Linked DNA regions of Homo sapiens: region 2 is linked to region 1. Evidence: chromatin loops called from intact Hi-C (ENCODE). Cell type or tissue: endothelial cell of umbilical vein. All regions are shown on one strand.

What was found. Peaks named below come from ENCODE experiments on the same cell type or tissue, not always from the same donor. Only the 100,000 strongest peaks of a DNase experiment are listed, where the experiment ranks them.
Region 2: a loop joins it to region 1, with 5 times the contacts of the local background. A loop is called at or near these places in 10 of 110 quality-filtered maps.

Annotation. Positions count from the first base shown.
Region 1 is chr16:87,403,309-87,411,308 of GRCh38, reverse strand. It overlaps MAP1LC3B (microtubule associated protein 1 light chain 3 beta), which reads right to left. Exons shown (of 4, transcript NM_022818.5): 4 at 6,535-8,000. It overlaps ZCCHC14 (zinc finger CCHC-type containing 14), which reads left to right. Exons shown (of 13, transcript NM_015144.3): 13 at 974-5,061. The coding sequence ends at 1,029. Among named protein-coding and RNA genes, the nearest start is that of MAP1LC3B, 15 kb to the right of the region's middle. RefSeq lists enhancers at 3,168-3,607, 2,928-4,127. In endothelial cell of umbilical vein, no CTCF peak of the experiment used is centred here; a DNase peak (open chromatin) is centred at 3,518; H3K27ac peaks cover 1,807 bases.
Region 2 is chr16:87,461,047-87,469,046 of GRCh38, reverse strand. All of the region lies in intron 1 of ZCCHC14 (zinc finger CCHC-type containing 14), which reads left to right. It also overlaps the pseudogene NR3C1P1. Among named protein-coding and RNA genes, the nearest start is that of ZCCHC14, 28 kb to the left of the region's middle. In endothelial cell of umbilical vein, a CTCF peak has its summit at 7,482 (motif pointing left); DNase peaks (open chromatin) are centred at 3,596, 4,396 and 7,386; H3K27ac peaks cover 3,567 bases.

The sequences.
Region 1 (8,000 bases):
AGCCTCTGGTTCTAGAAGGTGCTTAGCCAGTGTGGACAGGGCCTCCCTGGACTGCCGTGTCCTGATTCGAGCCCAGAGAGGCACGTGTGAGGGATTCAGTGCTGCCCCCTGGCTTAACACTGGGGCCCTCAGGCTGTGGCGCATCGGCATTCCGGACCCTCTGGGGTGGGGCTCGCTGTCCCCTCTGCCCCTCCCTGCCGGCGCGGCTGTGGGTGTGGGGGGCTGTCACCCCTCAGCCATGCTGCATCTTCCGTTCCCTCCTGTTTTATCTCCGCTATTTTTTTGTCTCCTTTAGTCAAATCCCAGTGGATGTCTGATGTAGTTGTAATAGGGTTCTTCTTGCTGTCTGTTTTGGAAACGGGGGACTGGGAAGGTGGGTCCCAACTCTGACAACTCATGGTGCCACCTTGCCAAAGTCACTTGATCTCTGCAGACTTCCAGTTGCTTCTAAGGGTTGCACTAGATCTGTGATTCTCAGACCTGCCTGTAACATCACGTTCACCTGGAGAGTTTTTAGAAACACGCCTGCTGACTCAGCAGGCCTGCAGGCAAGGTGGGTTGACAGGCGCTCTGCCATGCGGGCCCGGGTGGGCCTGTGCCTCCCTTCATAAAGCTGGCTGCATCTCCAGAGGCACGGGGCACTCACCAGCGCTCACCTGCCCTCACCCAGTGAAAGGACGCATGTTAGAGCAGCCCGCCTGACGTGTGCAGAGCCTGACTCCCAGAGGAAGCTCCCAAAGAAAAAGATGGTGAACTTTTCCTGAGTCATTTCACCCCGGTCAGATTTGATAAACTTGTAAAATTAGGTCCCATTTTGCAGGGGCAGGAAGGGAGTAGAAACGGTCAGGATGGGTGGCCTAGATTTCCAGCACCAGAATCTTGCCCAGTGGCTCTGGACATGACTGGACAGATTGGTGGTTGGTGGTGATTCTACAGTCATTCAAATTTGACCTCTTTTTTCCCCTCTCTCTAGGTACTTTTAGGTTGAAATACGCCCCTCCAGCAGAAAGTCTGGACTCCACAGATTGATATTTTTCTCTGGCAACAGAACGTTATTAAGCCATGGAGACATAAGGAAAATTAAATACAAAACTGAGAAGTCTAGTTGCTGTTGAGCTTAATCTTTTTAATCCAAAGGTGCTTTACTTTTCCTAGACTGGATAGAAAATCTAGCGTAGAAGTGCATCAAACTCGATTTATTGCCAAAACCCTAGATTGGAGCTTGGTGTCAGAACTCGCCTAGTGGGCATCTCTGTGGCTGGTGAGATCGGCCACCTCCACTTTTGGTTGCAGTGCAGAGACGCCATGTCTCCCGAAGAGCATTGCCATCACTGGCCCTCCTAGGCTCACACGTCAATTCCAGGGCAGCTACACGTGGTCTGAATCGAGAACCGAGCTTGGAGTTCTCCAAGTGGAGTTCCACCCGCCGGACTCCTGACACCCCTGGGCTAGGGAAAATGTCGACTTTGTTTTGTTCTGTTCCTAAAGTGATTAGCACTAATCTCTGGGATTTTTAAGGATTGCACTACAGAAGAATGTACCCTGATGTAAATCTCTGCGGTTCTGGGAGCCAAACTCCTCTGAGAACAGTCAGTGCAAGAGACTCCAATAATCCATATTGAAAGAGTCAGCACCAGCAGAGGCTACTCGACTTAGGACGCAACAGAGGTTTTAGTATTTCCTTCCCTCCTCCAAGCACTTGTAGCAGTTTCAGGTTTTTAATTTTTTTCTGCAAATAAATCTAAACTACGTTATTAAATAGAAATAGTTTACTCGCAACAACTTAATTTCTAAGGGTCCAAGTCCCAGAGAATCCATAGTCGTCAAAGCTTTGAGAGTATCTTTCTTCCCAGCCAGTCAGTGGCTTTGAGCCCTATCTTCCACTACAAATGACCTCTCGAGGGGGGACGGCGACAGCGCGGCTCTGTGAGTGGCTGTGAGGATGCTGCACGTCCTCAGCAGAGTTTGCAAGTTGCTTTATCTCCCACGGGCTCCCCAAGAACCTCCAACCCCGAGGCTTATCGCTAGCGGATTCACACCTGAGACAGACATTTCAACAATGATACAGTCCTGTCATTTATCAGCAAAAGATTGGGAATTTTCTCCTGTCAACTTCTTTTGTATTAGGCTGTGTATTGATAGTTAATTCCGTTAAAAATTACTTGGAAAACAGTGGGAAGTGGTAGGACTCTGGAAGAGGCCACACACCCGAGAGCTGCGAGATCTGTGCAAGTCTGGTTTTGGTTAGGTAGTAATAAAAGTCCTCACTGTAGATCTCTAAATTTCAACCCACGGAAATGAAAGCCTTTTGTCTGAAATTTACGGACTTAAATCTTCAAGGTTAAAGGGAATTTTCTGCTCAAATAATACTCTTATCGAAAATGCTAAAGTCTTCAATGTTAAAATACTGATTGGTAAAATCTTGCAGTTGGGATTTTGCAGTTGGATATTTATTTTAAAAAAAATTATAATATTCAGACTATTCTTAAAATGGGACAATCAGCCTCATGAAAAATTGATGTAAATCAGAAGAATACCCTAGAATGAGGCCTTGTGATGTGAGCGTTCAATTTGAAGAGCAGTTCCTAACTTCATAGAAACTAAAGCAGAAAGTTGTTACATTTTTTTTATGACAGGCTTTTAGTAGAATTTTTTAGTTTTATTTTAGTTGAATTTTATTTCTATGCAATGCAGAATTAACAGACCTCTTCTCCTCATGGTACACAGTATTACAGTGTTGAAGTAATGGTGATGCTTATTACAACAGCTATTTAGGGGAATGTTACGTTGATCTCTTAAATTGTAAACACTACAAAATGTCAAAATAATGAGAACTGACACAACTTTGCCTTAAAGAGTACTAGACTGGACCTTCTCATATTACGTTTAAGGAAGACTTAGAGTGTTCATTGATGTTTACGATTTTAATATTTCTGAAGGCCATTACAGTGGCCTGGATATGTGCTGAAAGCCAAACTTTTAAATTTTTTGGTTTTTTTAAGCAAAGAAATATTTTAAATAAATCCTATTTCAACACTGAAATTGTTGAAAACCGTCTCATAACAAAAGGAAAAAACATTGGAATTTTTGTTTTAGTGGTCAGTATAGGGGAATGAAAGCGTCTGTTGTTACCCACGTAACTATTTTGATAAGTATTAGAGGTTAACCTTAAATCCAGCAAAACATTAAAACAGAAACTTTTCAACTTGGAGCCTGCCATTCAGCGTTGAGGTAGATGAGTTCCGACACTGTCACGGCTGTGTTCCCAGCAGCGAAGGCCTCTGCGGAGCTGCCAGTCGTCTTGAACGTGCATGGGCGGCGTGTGACATCTCCAGGGAGGCCGTCCGAAGTCGAGAATCGTCAGCTGTAAGTAGGAGCTACACAGCGCAGAGAAAATGGAACCACCCATCCGTGAGGCCTCTTTCCGGAGGGAGCCGCACACTTGGACTTGAGAGTTTGCCAGCAGCGAGCTCGGATGCATCTCTCCAAAAGCCACCAAGGTCGGCGCGTCTGAAGAGCGTTTTGCGGTCATCAGACTTCCTCATCTGAAAACACAGAACATACTGACCCTTTCAAGTACTTAGTCATTTTCCTGAAAGTGTGGTCTGTTTCAGAATGCTGTGGCAACCAGGTAGGTGTGGCACTGGCCATGTGCCACGTCTTTGCCCTTTGTAGTCTGTCAGATATTAAAGTTTCTAACCCTGTTTTTTTAATCTCCAAGAATGGGGAAAGTGGAATGTAGAGATGGAAGCAGAACGTGATGTTTGGATACAACAGCTATTTAATCCTTTTTTATTTTTTAAGCAAAACACTCAGTTTTCTACCTTATTTTCTAATGTTGATTTCATGGTAATACTGACAGTTGGAAGTGTTTAACATAAAAACTCATTGCTAAAGAGCACTGAGGAAATGGGAGCTAGCGCACTTGTAATAAAAATAAAGACAAAATATTTTCTTGAATGCATATATGTGATTGGGTATTTTAAAAACCAGTATCATCTGTCATCTCCAAAAGATTACAGGAGTCAGCTTGTTAATACAGTAGTGTTAGTAGGTTCTGTATTTTTAATTCAGTACTTAGAATTCTAGGTCCTTTATTGCCCAAAGTCAGCACAGTTAGTTTATACCACAGACTCTGTCTTGGGGCACAGTAGTGGGGCGGGGTAGTGACTTTGCCTAAACATCACCCAGCTGGAACAGAGGCTGAGCGGGGCTTTAGGCACTTGCCAGATGGGAACTGGGTTGCACCCTCCTTGCTCCCTGTCATTTTCTTGTCACTCTTCCTGCTTCCCAGTGTTTTATTTTATGCCTTGCTCGTTGTACATCATGATGACTGATGGTCTTCAAGGTTGTGAGGAAAGCCGTCTCCCTGCTTGACTCGACTGCTGTCCCAGAGGAGAGTCCTGTGCGACCTGAGCGGGGGTGGCTGCCATTTCCAGCATGCAGGTGACTTCCAAAGAATGAGTCAGGTGGCACTGAAAGCCATGGGTTCTGAAGAGGCGAATTTGTTGAAAAGTCCCAAGGGTCTGAATGAAAGCATCTTTAATCAACACTCAACACTCGCAATATTCTAGAAAACCATATACTGTGCTGGTTGAGGCCAAAGGTTAACATTGCTCCACTGTTCACCAAGGAAGGGGGCAGTGGCCATCCGCCGCGGCCTCACGTGCGTTGTAACAAGCCCTCATCACATGTGTGAGTCTTACGTGCACAAAAAGAGAAGGCTTTGGTACTGAAACTGGACACCTTGTGTACTCGATACCTTCACAGCTTCTATTGGACATATTTTCTTTTTAGGAATGAAGGAAAATTCTCCCATTTTTGAGCCATTCTTTTGTCAATTCTACAAAATTGCATGTAACTTTATAAATATTTTTAAAAGATATAGTTTTGTAAATATTTAATATTCCGCTAATTTGATTTTGAATTGTAAATGTCAAGTATTCTGTTTTTGGGGTTTTTATGTTTTATTATACTTTGTTAAAAAGGACAAATTGTACATTTTTAGAATGTTTTTATGAGTAAATTTAATGTACTGAAAATAAAAATTTTAAAAAAGGCTGTTTTATTTCACTAGGTCTTTGTCTCAGAATATGAAGCACACACCTTTTCACATCAGTCTGAATCTCCAAACTAGGGGTTCCATCCTTTCTAGCCTCTCACATTTACAGCAGGGATACCTCATTTTAAATCTGTTGATTCTCAATCAAGTTGCCAAGTGTTTTGTGTTTTTTTTTTTTTTCCAGATGGAGTTTCGCTCTTGTTGCCCAGGCTGGAATGTGGTGACACGATCTCAGCTCACGCCAACCTCCCGGGTTCCAGCGATTCTCCTGCCTCAGCCTCCCGAGTAGCTGGGATTACAGGCATGCGCCACCACGCCCGGCTAATTTTGTATTTTTTAGTAAAGACTTGGGCTTCTCCATGTTGGTCAGGCTGGTCCAGAACTTCGGAGCTCAGGTGATCCTCCCGCCTCAGCCTCCCAAAGTGCTGGGATTACAGGCGTGAGCCACCACACCTGGCCAAGTTTTGTATTTTTTTTTTTTTAAGTGTCCCTGCTAATAACAAAGACGTAAATTCCTGATTTGGGGTTAAAGATGTTCCAGCACGAGTTCACGAGTTTCCATGAAAATGAAAGTTGGCATGAATGGATCTCAAGATACCTTGGCAATGTGGCCCTACCCTGAAGTAGCTCTTTCCCAGGGAGGGAGCAGGCCTGCTGCGGAGGTGGGTGACACAGTGACACAAGCCACCAGCTGCCACATCAGCCTGTGACTGACTCGGCATTGTACAGAATCGCTTCCATGGCATCTAAGACCACACCCTTCTGGATTTGGGAGGTGGCAACATACTGAGCATGTGCTCTGGTGATGTCAGGGAAGTGAGTGGGGCTACAGCACCCACGGGGAGCTCCGAAGACGGGACAAGGGACGCAGACGCTTCTATTGAGCAGCTGGCCTGGGAAGGCAGTTTTCTCAGGTCACTCCCTTGTATTTTTCAACAGACTTTTAGGTGCCTACTTAAACGGGAGCTGGGCTCAGAGTTCCCTAGATGATGAGGTTGGCCACTTTTTGTCTGGTCTGAGTGCTGAAGTGTGTGTGTGCTGCATCTGTACACGATGCCAGCAGCTCCCCACTGGGTCCCCCAAGGGTACACTTTCTCGACCACACACACATACCTAATAAATACTTATGGTGGTGGGTGGTTTACAGCAGTAGGTTGTTGGGTGTTATAGTCCCACAAAACATGTAGGTCAATTCGCATCCATCCTGATAGCCCGTGGCACGTGAGTTCTCAAGAGGACTTGGCTTTGTAAAGGCCAGACCTGGTGGCAGGGCCTTGGCCAAGGTGGAGGGTGCCCTTGACAAGGCAGAGGCCCTCGGAGGGCAATGCTCATCCACGTGAGTGCCCCCTCTGCACGAGAGGACCAGCCTGGATGCCCCTCCTTGGAAATACAAGGACCCGCTTGGCTTTGGAAAGTACAAACAGTGTGGGATCCAAGTCTCAAATACGGAATCCCATTAAACTGGGCTTTGATGACAGTTTTTAATTGTGCCTTTATTCAACTTAGTTCATTAAAAATGTTTTAAAGATCCTATAAATAAAGTGACCACTCACATGGGATATAGGTCACCCCTCAGCATGTTATTTTTTTTCTTAAAAAGCAGTATTTCTTACAGGAATCTTACTGATCACACGGTAGTTACAATAATGTCAGATATGATGTATACAGTCTAAACGAGACAGTCCAGTTAAGAATATACATAATGTAAAAATACACATATTAAAAGTTAGCCAAGTGGACAGACGCATGCGGGGGTGGGGGGAGCAGGTGACAGGAACTCCTTTAACAATCAGTAGAGGGCCCAGATGCAAAGAATCTGGTTTTCCCCGTTACAGTAAACAGCTTTCACTAACGTATACAGGTATTTCATACACATCTAAACACACAAGGGTAAGTTGTGACCTGCTACACATAGGGTCTAAAGTGGTGTAATTGTGATTTTCCTGTGATACTCCCAAGAAAACTATAAATAGTGAACCCCATGCAAGTACTGGGAAGCACTAGTCTTTTATCACAGGTTGAACCTGAGGAGGTTTAACTCTTGACATTAGTATCTGTAAAGAGCGTACGGCTCTTTTTGCTATGTTTTCTCCACAACTGACATGCACTTGGTGTGGGAGAATTCTGATGGCTGTCTGACCTAAGAGTGATAACTACTATTCAAAATGTGGGTACCTTTTCAGTAATACTGAGTTACACATTTAACATTAAAAAAACAAAAACGTGGATCATCCACAGCTTTAAGCCGGAAGGCAGAAGGGAGTGTGTCTGAATGTTAATGTTTTCAGTTATACTATTTTGTGTTTCTCCCGCTGTACTCCAGAGTGACACTGGTACACTGCTGCTTTCCGTAACAACACAGGCACTAGTTTGAACTCAGACAAAACCTGAAACAGAAGAAATGCCACTCTTTCTCCAGGGTCTTTTAAGAAACTCGATCAAAATTATAAATTATTCAAGTTTCCTTTTGAGTGGTGTCTTTATGTGTGTAACTATCTAGAGAACAAACCAAACCAGAAATGTCTACCCCTGCAAGAGTGAGGACTTTGGGTGTGGTTCTCTTAGGAGTCAGGGACCTTCAGCAGTTTACAGTCAGGGCCGTTTTCTCACACAGCCCGTTTACCCTGCGTTTGTGCCAACTGTGATGGCAAATGCGTTTTGCGGGGGTTGCGCTTCACAACTCAGGCCTAAAGATCCTCTTAGGGAGATCTCTCTAGCTGAGTAGAAAACTTCTACCCAAAAAGGCGGCGGGTTTTGTGAACCTGAAGAGAAGACTCAGGGTCTCTCTGAAAGCCTTTAAATTACTGCTGGAATTACAAGTTCCTATTAGTGAGAAAAGAGCATTAAAATAACTTGAAGGTCTATTTTATTGGCAACTTAGAATGCAAAGTATTTTATTTTTAAACTTTTAAAATTTGAAAACAAGCTAGCCTACATT
Region 2 (8,000 bases), 58 kb before region 1:
CTCACAATGTGTCTTGACATCGTAGGCATTCCATTGGCACCTGGCTTTTTAAACTGACCGTATTCTTTTTAAAGATGTCTAGACCTGGCTTTCTCAGCCTGCGTCGTTTGCCAGCTCCCAGGTATTCCACATGCAGACGCAGTACTCAATATTAGGGAAAATAAACTGTATCAGGGAGGGCCTCTCAGCCTTGGCACTCCTGAGGCCTGCGGGCAGGTACTTCCTTGCTCTGGAGCTGTCCTGGGCTCTGCAGGATGTTTAACAGCATCGCTGGTCTCCGTTGGCTGCATGCCACGAGAATCCCCACCCCAGTTCACAGAAAATGTTTTCAGCTGTGGCCAGATGTCCCCTGGGGACAAAATTTCCCCCAGTTGAGAACCACTAGGTTAGGGAATAATAAGACTTTATAAGTTAAGTTAGGAAAAACATCTAACAGTGTGCTAAAAAACGGGGGAAGGGGTTTGAACCTGAGGCAGTAGATGATAAGGAACTGTTTGTAGGTTAAGCCTGGCATGGTGGCATGCGCCTCCTGTAGTCCCAGCTTCTCTGGAGGCTGAAGTGGAGGACCACTTTTTTTTTTTTTGACTATGTAATTAAGGGTATCATTTATTGTAATATAAGAACATATTCTAAAACAGCTGAATGAACATGCACAACACAATGTGATGACACATACTCTCCTGAATTTATGTAATTTTTCCTTAAGATATCTCTTAATGAGCAATATTATTTTTAAAATGTTAAATAAAATCCTTACCATTGGCCAGTGGGATACTGAATACCACTATTTAAGGAAGAAACCTGAAATGGTTACGTACAGATGTCACCATCTGTACGTCTACCCTTCCTACTTTCAAAAGGCCACTTAAACTTCTTCATATAAAAAAACACATGAATCTTTAGAGAACACATACAAATAAATGAAGATTTACATCTAATAATCTATCTTAAATGTACCATTCTTAAGAGACAGAATCTTACCTTGAAATAGCCATTAGAAAAAACCGTTGGGCCAGGCGCGGTGGCTCACGCTTGTAATCCCAGTACTTTGGGAGCCAGGCGCAGTGGCTCATGTCTGTAATCCCAGCACTTTGGGGGCCAAGTGCAGTGGCTCACGCCTGTAATCCCAGCACTTTGGGAGGCTGAGGCGGGCGGACCACGACGTCAGGATATTGAAACTATCCTGGCTAACACGGTGAAACCCCGTCTCTACTAAAAATACAAAAAATTAGCCGGGCGTGGTGGTGCGCGCCTGTAGTCCCAGCTACTTGAGAAGCTGAGGCAGGAGAATGGTGTGAACCCGGGAGGCGGAGCTTGCAGTGAGCCAAGATCGCACCACTGCACTCCAGCCTGGGCGACAGAGCGAGACTCCATCTCAAAAGAAAAAGAAACCGTTCGACCAGGGAAATTCAGAGTCCCCAAGGAAGTCAAGTTGTCATCTCCAGATCCTTGACACCTATTCCAATTTTCAGAACCAACGGGAATTGGTGGGATGACATTAAAAATAGGCTTCTGATCCTACTGTTGAGAAAGGGATGCTGTATTCATGTCATAGTGGTACATCTGTCCTCCAGAGGTACTCACACCGTGAACAGAAATGGCAGACATTTTATTACCAATCATATTTGCTCCAGGAGAGCTTGCCTGACAGTAAACTGTGCCCAGTTTCTCTTGCTTAATTACCCCAGGGGTGCAGAGTTGGATGAAATCTTTTTCTGTTTTCGCTTGGGGCAGTGTTACATTATTGAGGCTTGATAAAAACCAGATCTCCATTATCCTTAATTTTGGGTTTAGTGTCCGGTAAAACGAGAGGCTTGCAGTCCTCATTCGAGTTTCCTTTTAAAAGGAAGAATAGTCTTCTCCCGCCAGAGGAGAAAGCAGACAGTTTTCATCTATCAACAGGTCTGATCTGGTGGAGGACCACTTTTGAGGCCAGGAGTTAGAGGTCAGATGGGGCAACATAGCGGGACCCTGTCTCTTTAGTAAAAAAAAAAAAAAAAACAATTTTTTTTTTTCATGAAAAACACGTGACCTCCAAAGTGACTGTGAGGCTTTTCCAGGGCTTGTTTTTATGTGGCATGCTGATGTGAATACTGTTCAGGTCCGTATTTGTAAAGAAACAAGGTGAGGAGGGCAGTGGCAGGCTGCCCCTCTGGTGGGCACGGTTAGATGTGACTGTCCCAGTAGGGGCTCCTAGCCATGGAGAGTGGAAGCCATCACAACTTCACTTTCTCCAGCCTCTAACTGGGAATTGAGCATTCCCTGCCTTTATGGAAGCAGGCAGGAATCCACAGTCATACGAACAGTACCTGTGACTTGGTCACAGATGCAGTCACAGATACTTTGATTGCACAGTCGTAGAAAGCGTCTTCAAGTCTCCTTCATGCTCAGCGCTCCTGTGAAGTGAGCTGAGACCCACAGACTCTGTTCGAGGAGCCCATTTGTCTTCTAATACTTAGATGACGGTTTTCAATATAATTGGCTTTGTTTGCAGTCCTGTGTATTTTATGCATTTAAAATATGTTTCTTAGAAGGGCTCAGTAGGTGTCATCGAACTGCCAGAGAGGTCGCTGGCACAAAGAAAAGGTTAAAACCCTGCTCTAAAAGCTCACTGCCGTTTTTCTGAGCAGTTTTCAAATGCCCACCAGTGGGGTGCAGCGAGTCTTCTGCAGACCGAGGCTGCCGTCAGTGTTGGGGGGCTGTGCTTCCATCTGACTGCGTCAGCACGTCCCACTTGGATGTCTTTGGAAGAGCTTTCAGGAAATAGATTTTTAGAAATTAATTCTCTTCTAAAAGTTATGGTCAGGTCCGTGAACATTAAAGTGGGTTGTAAGCACAGAGCTGTAAAGTAGCCTGTGTGGTGCTGGGTTTTTTTCTGTCAGGCGGCATGAACTAAGGACAAACCTTTTTTTAAAAAAAAGCGTAAATACCTGAGGCGGGGGGTAGTTAGCGGGGGTCACAACCTGCAGCCAGCGTCAGCTCTTCTGCAGGCGTAGCTCCTCACCCTTGCCTGGAAGGGCCTTTGATTCCCTCTGGTCTAATTGCGCAGTGCGGGGATTCCCTTTTCCATCCCATCTAAAGGGACGTTGCGGAGACCGGGCTCGGTGGCTCACGCCTGTAATCCCAGCTAAGGCGGGAGGATGGCTTGAGCCCAGGAGTTTGAGATCAGCCTGGGTAACATGGTGAGACCCTGGCTCTGTTTATTTTTTTTTAATAAAAAAATAAGAGGAGGCTGTTGAGCCTTTGACTGTTTTGATCATGGTGAAGATTTACCTTGAAATATTCATGCAGCAGCATTATCATGTGGGAGCTGGTTAGAAATGCAAGATTCTCAGGCCCACCCCGGACCTCATGAATCAAACCTGCGTTTCAGCCAGATCCGGAGGCATTTTGCACATTAAAGTTTGGAAGCAGAGGCCTCCTCTCTTTAAACTGTAACAGTAAGAAGGGTGATTGCATAAGAGCCAGAGGCGGGCTGCCCAAGTCCAGGTGCCCCTAGATGTGTGGCCACTGTGGAACCTCAGTCAGCTTTCCTGGAAGAGCCCCAGGGGCGGGTGTGCCCCGTGACTACCAGTAGCTTGCTTCAGAGTCATATTTCATTCCTGGGTTAGCGCTTTGTAGATGTGGTGGAACAATCTGATTGTCTGTTACATAATGTAGATTGCAGAAGTTTTTGTTTGAAATAGAAGTGCTTTCCGTTTGATTCTGAATTTCATTAAAATTTGGTGATATCATGATGTATTTTACAGATCCTTATTAACGGCCTGCTTCATGCCAGGCCCAGTTCGAAGTGCAAAGGAACAGCAGTGAACAAAGCAAACCAGAAACACAGCTGCCTTGCTGAGCATCGAGAAGTCTTGCTAAGAAGGACGTTTGAGTATAGATGGGAAGGCACAGGGGCGCTTCCAGGCAGAGGGGACAGCCAGGGCGAAGGCCCCAGGCAGATGTGACTGCTGTGCCCAGGGCAGCAGTGCATGGAGTGAAGAGCTGGGGGAGGACTGGATGCCAGGTTGCAGGGGCCAGGCAGAGGGTTTTTGTGGGTTGTGGGAAGAGGCTGGCTGTGGAGAGGAAGAGAGCAGCTTATCGTTGCCTTCCTAGCAGTAGCAGAAGGCAGCCTTTGGAGCCGGTCAGTCTTCCCTCTCGTGCACATCAGGCCAGATGACGAGTCCTGCGGGTGAGCCTGAGTCAGAGAGCACTTGAGTGGAACATAGGTCACGTGGAGCAAACTAACTTCACCAAAAATAACCCCAAAACAGCATTTCTGGGAAACACAAGTGAAGACAGCTTTCAATGTAAACAAAGGAACAAAGTTACGATAAAGGCTTGGTTGGAAAAAGTGAACATGTGGAAAACTAAGAAGAAATTCCTTGGGAAAATATACGGAGGAAAACAGGTCTTTCTTTTCCAGCAGTTGCCATTCTAAAGAGTTTTCCTTCCTGTCTTGATGTCAGATGCAGTGTGTGTTTTGCTAGGGTGGCTCACGGGCTTTCCCCTTCCAGTTGTGGTTGTGGCAGACGGACCTACAGCCTTTAGCTCTTCCTGTCTGCGTGGGGAAAAGACTTCCTGTTTTCTCTGGGTCTCCTCTTTGTCCTTGCCGGGATTGGACCGGATGATGGGTGCAGTATAAAACCTGGACTTGGGGTCGTGGTTGGTTCTTAGCCTAGCTGCAAATTAGAATCACCAGAGAAGCTTCAGGCACAAAACAAAAGAAGCCCCGTTTCCAGAAACTCTGATTTTGGTGGGGAGTGTGGGATGTGGTTTTCTCAGGGCCTTGGTGTTCCAGTGTGCTGTCGAGGCCGAGAAGCACTAATCAGTACTGCTCTCCTTCTCTCCAAGGCTGTGTTTTCCCCTGCTCAGCCCTCCTCTCCCCTTCCTCCCCTAGCAGGCTGAGAGTTGGGAGGCTGGCTTTCCTTTGTGTCTCTTTGGAGTGTTTTAGGGTGGGCAGGCGGTGTGTGTGTGCGAGAACGCACTGATCACACGTGTTTCTTTTTGGGGCAGGAAGGTTTGCCACTACCAGCAAAGTTGGAACTGCTGATGCTGGTTGTCAAGGCAGCTCACTCTCAGCTGTGCGTGCTGGTGTGCACCTGTGGTCCCAGTTACTCAGGAGGCTCAGGTGGAAGGATCACTTGAGCCCAGGAGGTCGAGGCTGCGGTGAGTTATGATTGTGCCACTGCATTCCAGCCTGAGTGACAGAAGAGACTCTGTTTGTTTTTTTTTCTCCTGAGACGGAGTCTTGCTCTGTCACCCGGGATGGAGTGCAATATGGTGTAATCTCAGCTCACTGCAACCTCCACCTCCCGCGTTGAAGCGATCCCCCTGCCTCAGCCTCCCGAGTAGCTGGGATTACAGGTGCCCGCCACCACACCTGGCAAGTTTTTGTATTTTTAGTAGAGACGAGGTTTCATTCACCATGTTGGCCAGGCTGGTCTCGAACTCCTGACCTCAGGTGATCTGTCCGCCTCGGCCTCCCAGAGTGCTGGGATTACAGACGTGAGCCACCGTGCCCAGCTGAGACTCCGTCTCTTAAAAAAGAGAAAAGGCAGCTCACTTTCTCTTCTTAGAACCAGGACTTAGAATATGTACCAAAGTAGCTAAGAGAATGTGGAGGTTCATGCATCAGGCCAAATCGAATGGGCTCTGCTGTGGTTATATTTCTTTTGTTTTCTTGAGACAGGGTCTCGCTATCGCCCAGGCTGGAGTGCACTGATATGATCATACCTCACTGCAGCTTCAAACTCCTGGGCTCAAGCGATGCTCCCACCTTAGCCTCCCAAGTAGTTGGGACTGCAGGCACAGGCCACGACACCCAGCTAATTTTTGTGTTTTTGTAGAGATGGGGGTCTCAATATGTTGCCTAGGCTGACCTTGAACTCGTGGCCTCAAGTGATCCTCCTGCTTTGGCCTCCCAAAGTGCTGGAGTTACAGGTGTGAATCACTGCACCTAGCTGTGTTTCTTTTTTCTTTTTTTCTTTTTCTTTGAGACAGAGTTTCACTCTCGTTGCCCAGGCTGGAGTGCAATGGCGCAATCTCGGCTCCCTACAACCTCCAACTCCGGGGTTCAAGCGATTCTCCTGCTTCAGCCTCCCCAGTAGCTGAGATTAGAGGCGTGCGCCACCATGCCTGGCTAATTTCGTATTTTTAGTAGAGACGGGTTTCACCATGTTGGTCAGGCTGGTCTCAAACTCCTGACCTCAGGTGATCTGCCTGCCTCGGCCTCCCAAAGTGCTGGGATTACTGGCGTGAGCCACTAAGCCTGGCCTCGGCCGTGTTTGTTTTTTTTCTTTTTTCTTTTTTCTTTTTTTTTTTTTTGTGAGATAGAGTCTCTGTCGCCCAGGCTGGAGTGCTGGGGCGCGATCTCGGCTCACTGCAAGCTCCACCTTCCGGGTTCACACCATTCTCCTGCCTCAGCCTCCCGAGTAGCTGGGACTACAAGCACCCGCCACCATGCCTGGCTAATTTTTTGTATTTTTAGTAGAGACGGGGTTTCACCGTGTTAGCCAGGATGGTCTTGATCTCCCGACCTTGTGATCCACCTGCCTCGGCCTCCCAAAGTGCTGGGATTACAGGCGTGAGCCACTGCACCCGGCCTTGGCTGTGTTTCTTGTACAGTTAATGTGTTAACCTCCTGAGTTGTCTTGCAAAGTAATATGTACTGTTTGGAACTAAAAATCTCCTTGTGTAAGATTTGTATCGTACTTGTATCGGTTCTATTATCTTGTTTAGTGGGAAAGGAGTTCATTTCTGGGTTCTCTAACCATAGAATAATGAAAGAGACTTTGTTAAATCGGAAGGAAATCACCCAATTTAAATTACAAATATAAGAAATTCAAAAAATTTTATTTTCTTGATAACATGTTATTAAGTTATCCAAAGAATTGACTTTCTGGAGGAGTTGCTGCATGGCTAGGACTTTTTTTTTTTTTTTTACTTTTTTAGAAATTTAAATAGAGACAGGGTCTCGCTGTTACCCAGGCCAGTAACAAACTCATAGTTTCAAGCAGTCCTCCTGCCTCAGCCTCCCAAAGTGCTGGGATTATAGCCATGAGCTGCTGCGCCCGGCCTTATTTTCTCGAGTTACATAAACTTCCCAATTATGTAGCCCTGTGACAAGTTGCTTTTCTTGGAAGGCATCTGTTGAGCCGCGTGGGATCTGTTAGTCCCTCTCCCTGCATGAACAGCCCAGGAGGGCTTCTTGCTGGGGGGCAGGGGCATTGACAGAGCTGGGATCAGAGGATCTCGCTATGGACTTGGGTGTGGCCCCTGTGGCTTGCTGTCTGTGGAATACAGCAGGTGCTGGTCCTGCCGGAGTGGCAGCAGTCTCCACCCTTTCCTCCCAACTCCAGCTTCCGCCTCCACTTTCATCCTGTCTGAGGTCGAGGCCACGCCTACCTGGCCAGCCCTCTGCAGAGCGAGTGCTGGGATCTGTGCTTGTGAGTGAACTTAGGGGATGTTTTGGTCAACTGCCACCTACCGTCCAGGTATGAGATGAAAGAACAAGTGGAGGCTGGAGAGGTCAGGCCATTTTCCAGGCTGCTTGTGCCATGTACTTTCCCATACTGTGAATGCAGCATTGCTTATCAGCTCTTTTGATGAACTTTAAAATCTTACGCCTCTCATATCCTCCGAAATTTTGAAATACATTGAGACTGTAAAGAAGTTACAGCATTGGCCATTTTTATTCTTCTAAATCCTATAAGTTATAAATGTGTTTTGGCTGTGAAATTTTAAAATACTGATGGGGAGGGAATGAAGGTTATTGCTACCCCCCTCCTCTCGCCCCTCTGGGCCCCTTCCGGCTTATTCCACATTCACACCATCACTGAACCCAGGAAGCAGGAGGGGTGGGACGAGCCTGGCTAGCCCGTGGCTTGTTTCTGCGCTTGTTGTGTGTTGGGAGCACTGGTGGTCAGGAGGGCCTCCCCCACCCACAGCTTGGGGGCGGCCGTCACCTGCAGGTACACTGTCTGTGCTTAGCAGGTCTCTGTCGATGGGGACTGAGG